2 separate regions of the Homo sapiens genome follow, and region 2 is linked to region 1. A link is an interaction called in ENCODE POLR2A ChIA-PET data of the cell type or tissue named here. Cell type or tissue: PC-9. All regions are shown on one strand.

Region 1 (5,000 bases):
TCAGCATGGAACGTCCCTGAGAAAGAGAATGCACACCTAGGGGTAGGTCTCTGAACTGGGCCCCCCCGGGTGTACCTGTCTCTTATGGTCGAGACTGCAGAGGTGAAATAAACTCCAGTCTCCTATAGCGCTCCCAGGCTTATTAGGAAGAGGAAATTCCCGCCTAATAAATTTTGGTCAGACCTGTTGATCTCAAAACCCTGTCTCCTGATAAGATGTTATCAATGACAGTGGTGCCCAAAACTTCATTAGCAATTTCAATTTCGCCTCGGTCCTGCGGTCATGTGATCTCACCCTGCCTCCACTTGCCTTGTGATATTCTATTACCCTGTTAAGTACTTGATGTCTGTCACCCACACCTATTCGCACACTCCCTCCCCTTTTGAAAATCCCTAATAAAAACTTGCTGTTTTTTGTGGCTTGTGGGGCATCACGGATCCTATCAACGTGTGATGTCTCCCCCGGACGCCCAGCTTTAAAATTTCTCTCTTTTGTACTCTGTCCCTTTATTTCTCAAGCCAGCTGACACTTAGGAAAATAGAAAAGAACCTACGTGATTATCGGGGCAGGTCCCCCAATAAGAGATTAATTTGTAATTTCTGGAATAAGACAGATTGGCTTAGGGGAAAAAAAATAACAAAAGAAATGTTTGTCCCTATACAAAAATGTTATTATGAATCTACCCTCAGTGGGGCTTAAAGGAGCTCCTCTAGCTGTGGAGAGAGGTTTGTACTGGTCTGACTCCTTTATGTCTGAGGCATTGTTTATATCAATGGCATGTTTTGGTGCCTTGCTGCCTAAGATGAGGGGTGCAGCCTGTGACCAGGGCCCATGAGTAATGTACCATAACTTTAAGAGTTAAACAGTCACAGACTTAAGAGAAAAGTAGCCTTACTGAGAGACGAGGGCTTAGGTGACCTTCCTTACATGCCATCTGATGCTGTCACAAAGAATAAGAGTAGGGGATTATCACTAGCAGGATCCAAGGCTTACCTGCAAGTCCCGGTTTTTTAGATTGCCCAGCCAGAAAGCCTCTCTACAATTGTTGAGAGTGAGCATAGCTTTGACTCTGCAAACTAAAAGTTCCAGGGTCTTTTTGAGCAGAGGCACATGTTGGGTGAGTCTCGTGTCCTGGTGAATCTGAATGGAAATAAATAACATCCATCTTTTGTGAGTTTATCATCATGCCTTCACATTTCTTATAGAAACCTTTGAATGTTGAATAAGAACACAAGCCCTGCCAGTATGGGCCAACGGTATGTTCCATCAAACAGGAATAGTTTGGCAGAGTAATCCAAAGAGAATGGCAGCTAAAGAATTCAAAGCCTAGAAGACATACCACCAACACCTCTAGTTCCTCTTCATAACCTCTTACTGGCCGATCTTCAATGAATTTACCTAAAATATTCTTGAATATATATTTTACTGATATTAAACAATAGAGTAGCCCTGTTTAGCTAAGAGAATTCCTTAAACATTCACTGTCCAGCCGGGAGGCGGAACTTGCAGTGAGCAGAGATTGTGCCACTGCACTCCGGCCTGGGCTACAAAGCGAGACTCCGTCTCAAAAAAAAAAAAAAAAAAAAATCACTGTTCAGGACCTTATAAATTTAGAACCAGAGGAGGAAGTAAGTAACAGAAACTGGACTCAAGAATCATTTGGTTTGCCAGTGACTGCAGAACTCTAGGGTTCTGTGTTCATTCAGACAAAACGTGACAATACCTCATTAACTATAAGAAGGCTTCAAGTGGAAAAATCCTTTAATGCTAAGATGTTCTCATAAGACATAGATGAGTTCCTTGAAAGTAAGTGGCACAGATGAAAGCCTCTACAGATGGCTGCTTTAGAGCCACCTCCTGTCTCCTGCAGGATCATCACTTACATCACAGTCCTGTTACCTAGAGGACTTTGCAGAAGTAAACATATACCAGCATTCTATTTCTGTCACCCAAGAAGTTTCTAGAGGAAAAAGAGCTTTGGAGTTTGAATCAAATTTCAGATGCGGAGATTCCCCTCTAGAGGACTGCCCAATCTCAAGGAGCAACTAAGGATTTGCTCTGAATAAACTGCCTTTGGACAGACACAGTCCCAGATATAAAGGAAGAAGGATGGTAGCCCATGGATCCCCCAATAGCAACTGCAGATTAAGCCAACAGGCAGGCTGCTGATAGAACCTGCTCCCCTTCTTACCTTGGAATGCCCACACAGGTGATGAAGCAGCCTTGTGTCCAACTGGAAGGTTTCCAGTAAGCTCAGAACATCTTCCTATAACCAATAAGTTTATAAATGCTCTATGAAATGTCCTGATTTCATTTTAGATTCAAGATACCCTTGCAATCAAAAGCTCCAAAGAGGATAAACTCTGCAGTTTCCAGCCTATGCTGATAATCATCTTAATTTGCCTCTCAAATAGGAGGAATAGCAGCTACCTCTTATTCTCAACTCTCCCATTTCTGTCCCTTGTATCAATCTGAGAGTTATAAGACCTGCATTTTAGTTTTACATAGGTTACCATGTCTCAGTTTTCCCATCTGCAACATTAGGATAAAATACCACCTTCCCTTTCTCTTTCAGGGCTGTGAGGGACCAACCAAATATGGTGAGTATTTTGTTCAACTTGCTAAATATGTATAGGAAATAATGTGATTCTATCCTTAATTCATCACTCTAGCCCTGGATGCCATTGGCTAAAAAACTGTCAAGACTGTTCATTACCACAGCAAAGGGTTTTATGACACAAATGAGCTTTTTTTTTTTTAAAATCATTTCTGAGAGTATACCTACAGAAGCATAAAGGAATAAGCAAATGACACACTGATACATGAGGACCTGAGAGTGCAGTAGCACAATAAAATCAAGCTAAAAGGAAGACCACTGTCAGATCTGGAGAAGAAATAGAAAGGTGGGTTTGATCCAGAGTGGGCCTGAGGAGTTCAGCCTACTTTGGAATATTCAGTCCAATTTGGGGATCTCTGGCTACAGCTGAAGTGGACCAGAGGAGCCCAGGTAGAACACTCCCAGCCCCACCCAGGAGTCACCAAGGACATATCTTCTGAGCAACTCTTCAGTGCATATCTTTGTTCTCTGCTCTTAGCTCTTACCCGGTGTTTTCTAAAACTGAAGTCTAGGAGCGGCATACATTGCTTCAGAAATGCTTCCACAAAGAGACGCCCATACTGAAGAAGAGAGACACACTGTTACCTCTAGCTGAGGTATCTCACTGAAAGGCCCCTGAGGCAGAATAGTCTCATCCAGCCCAAGGGTTTTATTTTCTTATTTATATATATAAAAAACAAATTGGGAAGGGTCCAAAAGGTTTATTTGGAGAATGTAACTTAATACAAAAATCAAATAGGCCTGTTAACTAAGCCCCAGAATTAGGCAGACTTACCTACCACAGATACAGTCGATGGACAGGGAACTTGCTCAGCTTAGGAGTGAGAGCATAGAGTAGAGGGGAGCTCTATCTGAGGATAACTTACTCCCAAGAGGGAAAAACTGGGTAAAGCTGAGAAAGCATATGACCAATTTCTAAATTTCCCAATCAGATAAATGACTCCTCTCTCCAACTTGCCCATCTCCCACATTGCGCAAGGGTGGAGTAAAAAGGGAGAGTGACCAGGAGATGACAAGAATGGGGCACCATCCACTTGGAAGGAAACTTGAGGAGTGGCGAAGTAGCATTCTCCCCATAACATTCTGACTGGACTTCCCATCAAATCTAGGGCTAATACAGGCTATTCCCACAAAAGAGAAGTTTGGCAATTATCAGGATATCAGATCCCACATTTGTAAGGCCACCCATAGACTTTAAAGAAAAATCATCTACTCCTCCTTCCTCCCTTTTGCCTGGTAAGGAATGGCACGGAAGGTAACTACTGCTCCTAAACTCAACTGCCCTGAAGCCATTCCTCCTAGTACTAAGATTCTTACCAAAAGTTTTCAAATTCATAGGAAAACTGGCTTCTCCAATCATCCAACTAGGGTGGGAAAATGCATCCATTGCCTTCCCTAAACTGGCATAGATTCTGGAAACTCTGGCTTGTGGGCAAGAAATTGAGCAATTTATCTCAGCTGAGGTCCTCTCTAGAGTGATCCACAGGAAGAATAAATATGAAACAGGGCCCAGTAAATCTCTCACCTTCAAACATACATGCAGAACAGGATGACTATCAAATACCTGGAGAGGTGAAAGACAAGAAACCAAGGCTGAGATCTGCTCCTTTGAGCACTCCAGCCTCTTTCCCGCTGCGCAAAGCACAGCTTTGGGTGCTGCAGAGAATTCTAAAATGGAGGAATGTCAACATTTAAATTAATATTACAAAGCAGAATAAAGTAATTATCACAACTGAAGTTCAAGAAAAGGAAGAGACGAGCAAAGAGAAATAAACTGATTCCAACTGGGAGTGTTGAGAAGATGGCATTATTAGAGGTCCAAAACCTTGATCTGAAGACTTAAGAAAGACTGGATGAGGCTGGGCATGCTGGCTCATGCCTGATATCCCAGCATTTTGGGAGGCTGAGGCTGGTGGATCACTTGAGCCCAGGAGTTCGAGGCCAGCCTGGGGAACAGAATGAGACCCTGTTTCCACAAAAAATAGAAAAATTAGCTGGGTGTGGTGGCATGTTCCTGTAGTCCCAGCTACTCCAGAGGCTTCAGTGGGAAGATTCTTGAGTCTAGGAGGTTGAGGCTGCAGTGAGCTGTGATCACCCTACTGCATTCCAGCCTGGACAACAGAGTGAGACCCTGCCTCAAAAAAAAAAAAAAAAAAAAAAAAAAGACATGAAAGAGGTGGAGAGACAAGGACATTCTAGGCTGGGGGAACAAGCTGAGCAAAACCACGATGGAGTGGGTGAGAGCACAGTGTGTTTAAAGGAGAACGAGGGCATTCAGGGTTAGAAGAGGGAATGTGCGCTCAGATCATAGAGGATCCAAGGCAAGGTGAAAAAGTGAGGGAATTACAGATGGAAGGAGTCATTAAATAGTATTGTGGCATAA
Region 2 (5,000 bases), 110 kb before region 1:
GAACTACACGCTGGGAGACATGGCTTGGGGGCTGCAGCCGAGGGGTGGATTTACCTTTGAATCAGACGAAGTGGGGAGGTCGCTTCTCAAGGAATGAGGGGCATCTTCTTCAGGAGGCTGGAGAAAGGCCGGCTGGTGGGCTCTGGCTGGAGAGGACCCTGGAAAGGAGGGACTATGGGTCAGGATGCAGCCTCGGGGAGGAAGACAGGAGGGATCCTGGTCTAGTCCTCAGACTATGCCAGTCTCCTGTTCACTCCCCAAACACTTGTTGCTGCCAATTCCTGACACCCACCATGTGCCAACCAACACACTCCTCAAGCATCACCTCAGGATAAGCCTCTGACTCCCCTACAACCTGGGGCCTGTTTATCATCCCAGTTGGCAAGTGGAGACACGGAGACACCGGAGGTAGACGCAGTGCTCAGGACCACCCAGCCAGTAGATGGTAGAGCCGAAATTCAGACGGAAATCTGTTTGACTTCTAGGCCCTGCACTATCTCACCTCCTACTCAAAGAGCAGAAAAAGACACAGAGGTGAACTAGCTACCAAGCCTGCCTTCCAGAAACCTCCACCAGGGCAGGGATGCAGTAACTATCCTCCGAGGATACATCCCACGGGAGAGCGAGGTCAGAGGCAGGAGAGACCATAACAGGCTGGGAGATGAGGAGGGTTCACAGAGGAAGTGGCACCTGACCTGGGCTTGAAATATGGAGAAACGTTTTCAACAAGCAGATATGGGGCAGTGGAACCAGCCCATGCAGAGGTGGGGCAGTAGAAGGGCCCGGGGCTGGAGTAAGTTAACATCTAGGTACATGAGTTAGCAAACATCATGCCAGGCACTGTTCTAAATACTTCACATCTGTAATACCAGCACTTTGGGAGGCTGAGGCAGGAGGATTGCTTCAGCCCAGGAGTTTGAGATCAGCTTGGGCAACATGACAAGATCCCGTTTCTACAAAAGATTTTTTTTCTTTTTTTTTTTTGAGATGGAGTCTCCCTCTGTTGCCCAGGCTGGAGTGCAGTGGCACAATCTCGGCTCACTGCAAGCTCCGCCTCCCGGGTTCACACCATTCTCCTGCCTCAGCCTCCCGAGTAGCTGGGACTACAGGCGCCCGCCACCACACCCAGCTAATTTTTTGTATTTTTAGTAGAGATGGGGTTTCACTGTGTTAGCCAGGATGGTCTCGATCTCCTGAACTCGTGATCTGCCCACCTTGGCTTCCCAAAGTGCTGGGATTACAGGCATGAGCCACTGCGCTCAGTCCTACAAAAGATTTTTTTTTAATAGCCAGGTATGGTGGTGTACACCTGTGGTCCCCTCTACTTGGGAGGATGAGGATCACTTGTGCCCAGGAGGTCAAGGCTATATTGAGCCATGATCACACCACTGCACTCTAGCCTAGGAGGCAGAATGAGACCCTGTCTCAAAAAAAATCCTTCCCGTGCGTTAACTCATCTAATCCTCATGCCAATCAGGAAATAAGGTACCACTGCACCATTTTCATTGCCTCTTTGCAGATGGTGAAATGAGGCATGGAGAAGTTAAGTCACTTTTCCAAGGGCCTTGGCCTTTGGCCAAGGCCTGCTTCTGTGCGGACCAGCCACCATGGCCCACCTCACCCACAGTCTGTGCCTGCGCCCACCGAGGAGCCCCCCTACCAGACGGCCTCATTAGTCTTCAGATTAATCTTCACATGGGGCACACAGTCATCAGTGGTTCCAGTGTCTATGTTCTTTTTTTTTTTTTTTTTTTGGAAACAGAGTCTCACTCTGTCACCCAGGCTGGAGTGCAGTGGCACAATCTCAGCTCACTGCAAACTCCCCCTCCCAGGTTCAAGCGATTCTCCTGCCTCAGCCTACGAAGTAGCTGGGACTATAGGCGTGCGCCATGATGCCGGCTAATTTTTGTATTTTTATTAGAGATGGGGTTTCACCATGTTGGCCAGGCTGGTTTTGAACTCCTGACCTCAAGTGATCCACTTGCCTCGGCCTCCCAAAGTGCTGGGATTATAGGCGTGAGCCACCATGCTTGGCCATGTCTATGCCCCAATCCCTTAGTGAGTGAACAAGATTCACAAGACGGAATGTTTGACAAGTAGTTTAGGGTCACTTAAACGTGAGGTTAAAGAGGGTGAAATTTCTTCACTAGGCCCCATGTGAAGATTAATCTGAAGACTAATGAGGCCATCTGGTAGGGGGGCTCCTCGGTGGGCGCAGGCACAGACCGTGGGTGAGGTGAGCCATGGTGGCTGGTCCGCACAGAAGCAGGCCTTGGCCAAAGGCCAGAGGCTTCAAACATCATCATCTGGAAATACCTAGGAAGCCCCATGGCAAGGACAGCTTCTGAGTAACTGGGGACCTGACCCTTCCAAAGGAAACTGGACTTGACCCCAAGATTACTGGATAAATCTACCTGCTTCAGGTATTTGTGGCTTACAACATCAGGAAAGGAATGACTCATCTGGAACTTTGGCTATTAAAAAATTTATTTTGGCCTGGGCACAGTGGCTCAGGCTTGTAATCCCAGCACTTTGGGAGGCCGAGGCAGGTGGATCACCTGAGGTTAAGAGTTTAAGACCATGAGCCAAGATTGTGCCACTGCACTCCAGCCTGGGTGACAGAGTGAGACTCCACTTCAAAACAAACAAACAAAAAAACAAACAAAAAGAGTTTAAGACCAGCCTGGCCAACATGGTAAAACCCCATCTCTACAAAAATACAAAAATTAGCCTGGCATGATGGCGAGTGCCTGTAATCCCAGCTACTTGGGAGGCTAAGGCAGGAGAATTGCTTGAACCAGGGAGGCAAAGGTTGCCGTGAGCTGAGCTGTGCCACTGCACTCCAGCCTGGGGGACAGAGCGAGACTGTATCAAAAAAAAAAAATTTGTTTTGGCCAGCACAGTGGCTCACACCTGTAATCCCAGCGCTTTGGGAGGCTGAGGCAGGTGGATCACCTGAGGTCAGGAGTTCGAGACCAGTCTGGTCAACATGGTGAAACCCTGTCTCTACTAAAAATACAAAAATTAGCCGGGCATGGTGGCACATGCCTGTAGGCCCAGCTACTCAGGAGGCTGAGGCACAAGAATCGCTTAAACCTGGGAGGCAGAGGTTGCAGTGAGCCAAGATCATACCACTGCACTCCAACCTGGGCAACAGAGCGAGACTCAGTCTCAAAAAACAAAAAACAAAAAATTTTATTTCACGAGACTGAAAGTAAAATCAGCCTGGCTAAACAATTAACCCACACAGATAGCTGATAACATGAAATCACCTGAGACAAGGTCTGGAGCCTGTCAAGGGGCTGCCCTCAGCCTCATTCCTGGGATCTTTGCCCTGCTGCTGTGTGAATCTAGCAGCCAGGAGAATGCGAGCTGGAGACCCCCAGCTGCTGGGAGCCTGGCTATCTGCGGGCCTGGCTGTGGCTGGCTCCAATCAATCCCTGCATCTGCATCCGGACCATGCTTCCCAGGGGCTGTTCCCCAGGCACTGTGTGCAGAGGGTACACTAGGCAGATAGGACTGTGATGGCCAACGGACACCCTGGAGAGTCTGCCTTAGACCGAAGGCAGGCCAGCAAGTGCCCACCCAGCCTTCCTCGGAAATGGCGCACCATGGTCCCAAGGCTCTCCCAGCCTTGCCCAGCTCCCTCTGCATTTTCTTGCAAGTATTTGTCCTAATGAAATCCTATCTTGTTGATGAAATCCTATCCTGTCTTGGTATCTGCCTCTCACCAAGGACCTGGACTAATGGAGGCCTCTGCTGGCCAGCACAGGGCCCCCGTCCTGCAGAAAGGCTGCTCTGTGATGGCCACTTCCACCCTTGCCCTGCCTTCTCTTGGCCTCAGCTCAGTACCCTTGGCCCGCATCCCTCAGACTGCAGTTATGTTCATCCGGTCTCCAAGTTTTTGGCCATGTCTGTGCCACCTCACTATGAGTCACCTGACGGTTTTCTTTCAACCAACTTTAATTCCAGTGTTATGTATTCAGCCTTGTGTTAAACAGTAATATCCATGAAGTCCCTAGTTCTTCTACACATGATCTATATTTGTGCTAACACCCAGGTTCTGTGTACCACTGCAGGTGTGGGCCCCACACTGGGAACCGCTGCTCCAGACTAACTTGAGTTCCATCCTGCTGCCAGGCCTGGCCACAGGGCAGGGCTGTCTCTGCACACAGGGTCCTTCTGTGCCCAGTAAATCTGAGGTCAGAGCTTGCCTCACACAAGTCATGAGTTTCCTATCTGACTTAATGCCTGGGGTTTGCTCAGGAGGCTCCCCCAGGCCTCTCAGTTTGGGGGAATCCCTGAGGCCTGCTCCTGCGACACATGAGGGCTATTAGTTGGGTTTATTTATCCCTGTGGTCTTGGGGAAAAGAAATGGACTCTGGTCTGGAAAATCAGACAGGACCCACCAGCCATTACTCTCCATCTCTCCCTACCCAGCCCTCCCCTCCTCTGGGGTCTAATCGGATTGGCTCCTCGTGCCTAGGGTAGTTATCTGTGGTAGGAGAAACTCACAACCATAATCTTTAAAGGCCCCCACTGTATGTCCAAGGGCAGAGAGAGGAGAATGAGAAGGAATTCTCCAGCTATCAAGGATATGAAAATCTCCCTGGATTCCATACAAACTAATCAGAAGTTGGCCATGGGTGGATCATTACTGAAGCCAGCTGATGGGGACATGGAGGGTCATTATGCTCTTGGCTTTTGTATGTTTGTAATTTTTTCATATAAAAATGTTTTAAAATAATGGCTAAGGGAGGGGAGGGAGATGGGGCAGGAGAGTAGATGAACAAGATGGGATACTTGTTGGGTGATAGTGATAGATGGGGCTTGGGGCTTCTACATAATCTTGTTTCCAAGAGTGAGGCACAGCTAATCAGAGGTCAGATCAAGTGCCAGGACTTAGCTAAAAAACAAACCATTTCCTATGGAAATGCTTCCAGAAGCTTTCTTTTTCTTGCTTTTCTTTTTTGCTCTGTTTTGTTTGTTTTTGTTTTTGA

What was found. ChIA-PET counts read pairs that join two places held together with the same protein. Peaks named below come from ENCODE experiments on the same cell type or tissue, not always from the same donor. Only the 100,000 strongest peaks of a DNase experiment are listed, where the experiment ranks them.
Region 2: POLR2A ChIA-PET joins it to region 1 with 6 read pairs; 5 of 35 experiments call an interaction of 5 or more read pairs at or near these places.

What each region holds. Positions count from the first base shown.
Region 1 is chr3:10,092,466-10,097,465 of GRCh38, reverse strand. It overlaps FANCD2 (FA complementation group D2), which reads right to left. Exons shown (of 44, transcript NM_001018115.3): 39 at 4,143-4,181; 40 at 3,103-3,177; 41 at 2,192-2,266; 42 at 994-1,140. It also overlaps a transcript of FANCD2OS not described here. Among named protein-coding and RNA genes, the nearest start is that of FANCD2OS, 13 kb to the left of the region's middle. RefSeq lists an enhancer at 48-595. In PC-9, no CTCF peak of the experiment used is centred here; no DNase peak of the experiment used is centred here.
Region 2 is chr3:10,204,747-10,209,746 of GRCh38, reverse strand. It overlaps IRAK2 (interleukin 1 receptor associated kinase 2), which reads right to left. Exons shown (of 13, transcript NM_001570.4): 4 at 55-158. Among named protein-coding and RNA genes, the nearest start is that of TATDN2, 41 kb to the left of the region's middle. In PC-9, no CTCF peak of the experiment used is centred here; DNase peaks (open chromatin) are centred at 2,416 and 3,916; H3K27ac peaks cover 3,504 bases.